2 separate regions of the Homo sapiens genome follow, and region 1 is linked to region 2. The links are chromatin loops, found by intact Hi-C in ENCODE. Cell type or tissue: HepG2. All regions are shown on one strand.

Region 1 (2,500 bases), 240 kb after region 2:
TTTTCTAAGTATGTATGAAATTATAGTCTTGAACTTTCCTTTTTCATACACAAACTAATCATTATGAAGCCCAATAATGATCCCTGAGGGAAAAACCACATGGAGCAAAAGGGCTCAGACGTGGAGTGAGGGTGTTTGACAAGACATCATTCCCGGACCTGTGGATACAGTTCTCTCCAGGGGTCAGTAAACTACATTTTTATGACTTGAATTTGTTTTTCAGGATATTACATCATGGTTTCCCCAAAGCACAATTGTGTGCTGTCATGTCCATTTTTCATGTTCCATATCATTCCTAGACTTAAAATAGTAAGCTCTGAGCATCATGTCTTACTGGTCTTATGACTTAAACACAGAAGAGGTGAAGGTTTAAAGAAAAACCAGACATACTCCATGAGCCAAAGGGACTGGTTTTCTATAATCTCTTTGATAAAAACCCTTTGACATTATTCTCATGGGTTATGTGACTATAGGCTGGTCAACTTGATTATTTTCCCTTGAGTATAATAAAAGTGTGTAGGAGAGATTCTCTTTAAATTTGAGATTTAAGTATGATTTCTCTCTCACAAGATAGAAGATGGATATATCTCATCATTTTATTTTTGAGAAAGAAAGGCTTTGGTGTTCATTGTTTAAGTTAAAGCAGTCCTGTTCTTGGGCCAAGAACAAGAAAAAAGAACAAAGGAAAGGACTGGAAACATTTACTTCTCAAAAAAGGATGAGAAATATTACTTTCTGTCTTCTAGTAAAAATCTGTTCTTCAGAAAGATTCAAATATTCCTTCACACTAAAGTGAAAGTGACCGAACACAGCTTAAATATGATTTCTCCCAAAGGAAGTTGTAGGTTTACATAGACCAAATCTTTACAGAGGACTCTCCCAATTCTTGATGTACCTATTTTTTTGGTCTGTTTGCTTCTATTTAAAATACATAATGAATTTTGTTCCAGAAAAAAAAATTTAAGGCCACATATTACACAATAAGAAAATAAATTTAAAAATAAGTAATTGAGAACATTAGGATGACTTTGAATATTCAGAGTTTTGGTTTTCAGAGAAAAGAGGAAATAACTGTATTTTGTTGTTGTTAGAAAACTCTTATTTTACCTTGAAATCTTAGCAGAGCAGGGATGGGATGGGGTCACTAACTCCACCTACAGCAGACCAACCTTTCAACATATGTCAATAATTTTATGGTGAAAATATTTTTCTCTCTCAGCTTGTTTGAGCATTTAGTACAGTTTACTATTCCAGCTTTAGTTCTCCGGTAGCCTTCTCTTTGGTTACTTATTAACCTCCCTTTAAAGTACAACTTAGTCTAGAAAGGTACAAAGTTCAGTTACTGTTACTATTGTTCTTGAATATGATAATAAATAAGGCCACTCTATAACTGGAAATGCCTTCTAAAACATATTTGTAGATAAAACAGCTAGTCTGGGGGCATCGGCGCTGAACACCAGCTTTCTCAGAGGTAACCCTGCAGTAACAGGACAAAGCTGCCCGTGTGAATGGGAAGTTTGCATGATACCTGTACCCCAAATCACCCATGTGCTTCACTCCCATCTTCCACCTTCTCCTTTCTCTATTATTATCCTTATAAGGATAGGATGTCAAAGGAGATCAAATATTGCCCCAGGGGAATCCAGAAGGAAGAAAGCAGTAGATGTCCTCCTCTCTATAGATATGTCTATTTTGAAATTCATTTAAGATGATGATTGCTCAGAATCCAGAATTCAAACCGAAAAAGGGCTAGTCAGTTTTCCCCCATTTGGAGTAGTGGAAAAAGTTGCCCTAGAACACTAGAGTAAGTTTCTAGATGCTATATCTGCCAACCGGAAAGAGACTGTGTCCCTTACTTGCCTTCCCAGAACCTAGAACAGTACCTGGAACATCATATGTGTTCAATAAACAGATAATGAGTGTAATGGGAGCTCTAAGGTACTTTTTAGATACAGGATATCCTTTAATTCTTACCTGTTAATTGAACACAAATAAGCTCCTGCTTCTTCTTATACTGTGTTGATCAAGGATGCTCAACTCTGGAATCTAATTGCCTGCATTCAAAACATGTCTTCCTCACTTACTAGCTGTATAATATGGGGAAATTGCTTAGTTCCTCTGTGGCTTAGTTTCCTTACTGTAAAGGGGTTGTTAGGAGAAGTAAATGACATATTAAATGCTTAGCACAGCACTAGACACCCTTAGCCTAATAAATGTTGGCCAGCAGCCACAGTATGTTATCCCCAGCTTAAGTCTGATCTACTATAAAACTATAAAGGAAGGTTCTTTTTGGCTAGAAATAATAGGAATTTAAAGGAGTTAAACACAGATTCACATCTACGTGTGGCTTTTCAAGTCATGTAATAATAAAAGAGCATTGAAAAGGACTGCTTTCCAGAGAAAAGTAGGCAGATATCCAAAGTATTTTTGAGTCAGGAATAAATGTTGGTGAATTAGTCTATTCAAAGAGATGTTTAGAATTATCTGCAATAAAATGAAT
Region 2 (2,500 bases):
TTTAAAATATCTTGTTAAATTATTCTTTTTTTTTTTTTTTTTTTTTAAGACAGAGTCTTGCTCTGTCGCCCAGGCTGGAGTGCAGTGGTGCGATGTTGGCTCACTGCAAGCTCTGCCTCCCGGGTTCACACCATTCTCCTGCCTCAGCCTCCTGAGTAGCTGGGACTACAGGCGCCTGCCACCACGCCTGGCTAATTTTCTTTTCTTTTTTTTTTTTCTTTTTTTTTTTTTTTTTTGTATTTTAGTAGAGACAGGGTTTCACCGTGTTAGCCAGGATGGTCTCGATTTCCTGACCTCGTGATGCGCCCGCCTAGGCCTCCCAAAGTGCTGGGATTACAGGCATGAGCCACTGCGCCCGGCCAATATCTTGTTAAATTCTATAGACTCTATTCATCTCCTACCTCTCCCACCAACACCCTAGGGTGGACTCCAGTTATCTCTGGCCTGGACCACAAACTTCTTCCTAACTTGTCTATCTCCTTCCAGATTCACATTATAGTCATCCTGCACACCAGGGCCAGAATAATCCTAAAACGTAGATCAAATTACCTTATATTTCTACTCTGTTTACAGAATAAAATCCAAACTTCTTAGTAAGGTAATGAATCTGCTCTGACCTACTTTTTCTCTCTTAAACTCAACTACATTTTTCTCTTGCCCTTCATGTTAAGCAGAACAGGGTCTTTATGGCAATTCTTGGAGCTTGCCCTAGCTACCACTCTTCTTTGCTTACCTATGCCATTGTTTCTGCTGGAGATGTGGTCCCCATCCAGTTTCTGTCTGCTAAAATCTTGCTAAAATCCTTTAAGACCCAAGGATTTTAGACCAATAACATATAGGATCCCTGTGAAGGAAAGAAACTCATGCCATTTGTTTAACAATCTAGTTACTATGAAACCAGCAGCCAAATGCCCTTTCTGTAGAGGTCAATTCAAGGTGATAATTTTATTCATGAATCTTCAAGGAGCTTATAGCTTAATTAATAAAATTCCCTTTTCTTATATCCTGAATTAAACCATGCAAATGCCAGTTTTGGTCTTTGCTGGCAAAGTATTAGTGGCAACTCTTAAACCAGTTCTTCCTGAAGATTTAACATTGGCTCTCAAGAGCCATAGTACTGCCACAGAAAAAAATAGGAAGGAAGGAAAGAAGGAAGGAGATAAAAAAAGACAGAGATAGCAATCCTCGCTGGTAACCTGACCCGAGTTATGCTGTGTTTTCCAGCTTTAATTTGCTCTAAAGACATGGACATTAATTTATTATATTCTACTCCAGAACTGCGGTAAATTTGTGCATAAGTTATAGGAAATTCTGTATGGAGCTGAGGTATGCAGGACAGTCAGATGTTGGGTTATATACATGTTGTTTTCTTTATTGTAAGACTTAGTTCATCTTCAGTGTAGGAATGTCCATAATATCACATTTTAGGGACATTTTCTCAAACAATCTAAAATACATTTGGCCCAATCTAGCAAATGGTGGGCTGGATCTAGTGCCGGGCTCCTAAGCTTCTCTGTTGCAGAGAAAAGGGTCATCACAAATTGTTAAAAGTGACCTAGCCTTAGTTCAGCTGAAATTCTCATTTTCCTCTCTCTGCTGGCTTTATCACCAATTACCTAATAAGCCTTATGAACACAGCTTCTGTAATTTTTCACAAGTGCAAATGGAGCAAATGGAAAGGCTGAATCTGGTGATTGTCCTTGGTAAGCTTTTCTGTAAGTCATTCCAAGAATTCTACGCCCCTTTCCTTTTAAATTCTTTTCTTGAACATGTTCCAATCCTTCACATATGTTCTTTCTTTCTCTTCCCAATTCTGGTGCCAAGCTTCCCTGTCTATCTTTTTAGGCAATCTGGCTACTACTTTTCTCAGGGAGGAACACCCTCCGTTGCATTGAGCAACTGGGCATCTGAATAAACTTTCCAAACACTGAAGGATGGGGCACAAACTTGACTTTACTTGATAAAAAGCATTTTAAAATCAAGCACAGACTGAAAATGGGTCTAAGTTAAAAGTCAGTAGGATTAATTTATTTAAATTAAACTTGGCTACATTTTAAAAGTGGAGCAAATAGAATCTGCTAAAGCAAACCTCACTGTTTTACTTAATAAACATGTCCAACAGTGGTGGCAGTGCTGTGCTGGCAGGTCTGGATGCTCAAGTGGTGGCTTAAGAACAGTCTTCTGCATTTATAAGGCAGATTATTGAAAACACATACAAAATATGGGCAGGCAAAAAAAGAAAGAGAAAAAAGCAGAGTATGAGTCTTTTCTGTGTCTTAAACTATAATGAATCAAATGCTAAAAAGTTCACCTGGTAGAAAAAAAGGATAAGGCAAGGAAGTCACTTACCCTCTGACCTATGGACTCAGTGATTTAACAAAAGGTCAAGTAACACATTGAAGGGAGCTACTATGAAGGACAATAATTTTGGAGGCTTAAATAAGAACTTATGCTTTGTAAATAGCATCTAAAATTATGAAAAATTAAATGGCAATATATA

The links. Peaks named below come from ENCODE experiments on the same cell type or tissue, not always from the same donor. Only the 100,000 strongest peaks of a DNase experiment are listed, where the experiment ranks them.
Region 1: a loop joins it to region 2, with 12 times the contacts of the local background. A loop is called at or near these places in 3 of 110 quality-filtered maps.

Annotation. Positions count from the first base shown.
Region 1 is chr5:96,198,636-96,201,135 of GRCh38, forward strand. All of the region lies in intron 1 of LOC101929710 (a long non-coding RNA gene), which reads left to right. It also overlaps a transcript of CAST not described here. Among named protein-coding and RNA genes, the nearest start is that of MIR583, 120 kb to the left of the region's middle. In HepG2, no CTCF peak of the experiment used is centred here; a DNase peak (open chromatin) is centred at 1,276; H3K4me3 peaks cover 830 bases.
Region 2 is chr5:95,954,379-95,956,878 of GRCh38, forward strand. All of the region lies in intron 1 of ELL2 (elongation factor for RNA polymerase II 2), which reads right to left. Among named protein-coding and RNA genes, the nearest start is that of ELL2, 6.2 kb to the right of the region's middle. In HepG2, no CTCF peak of the experiment used is centred here; no DNase peak of the experiment used is centred here; H3K4me3 peaks cover 841 bases.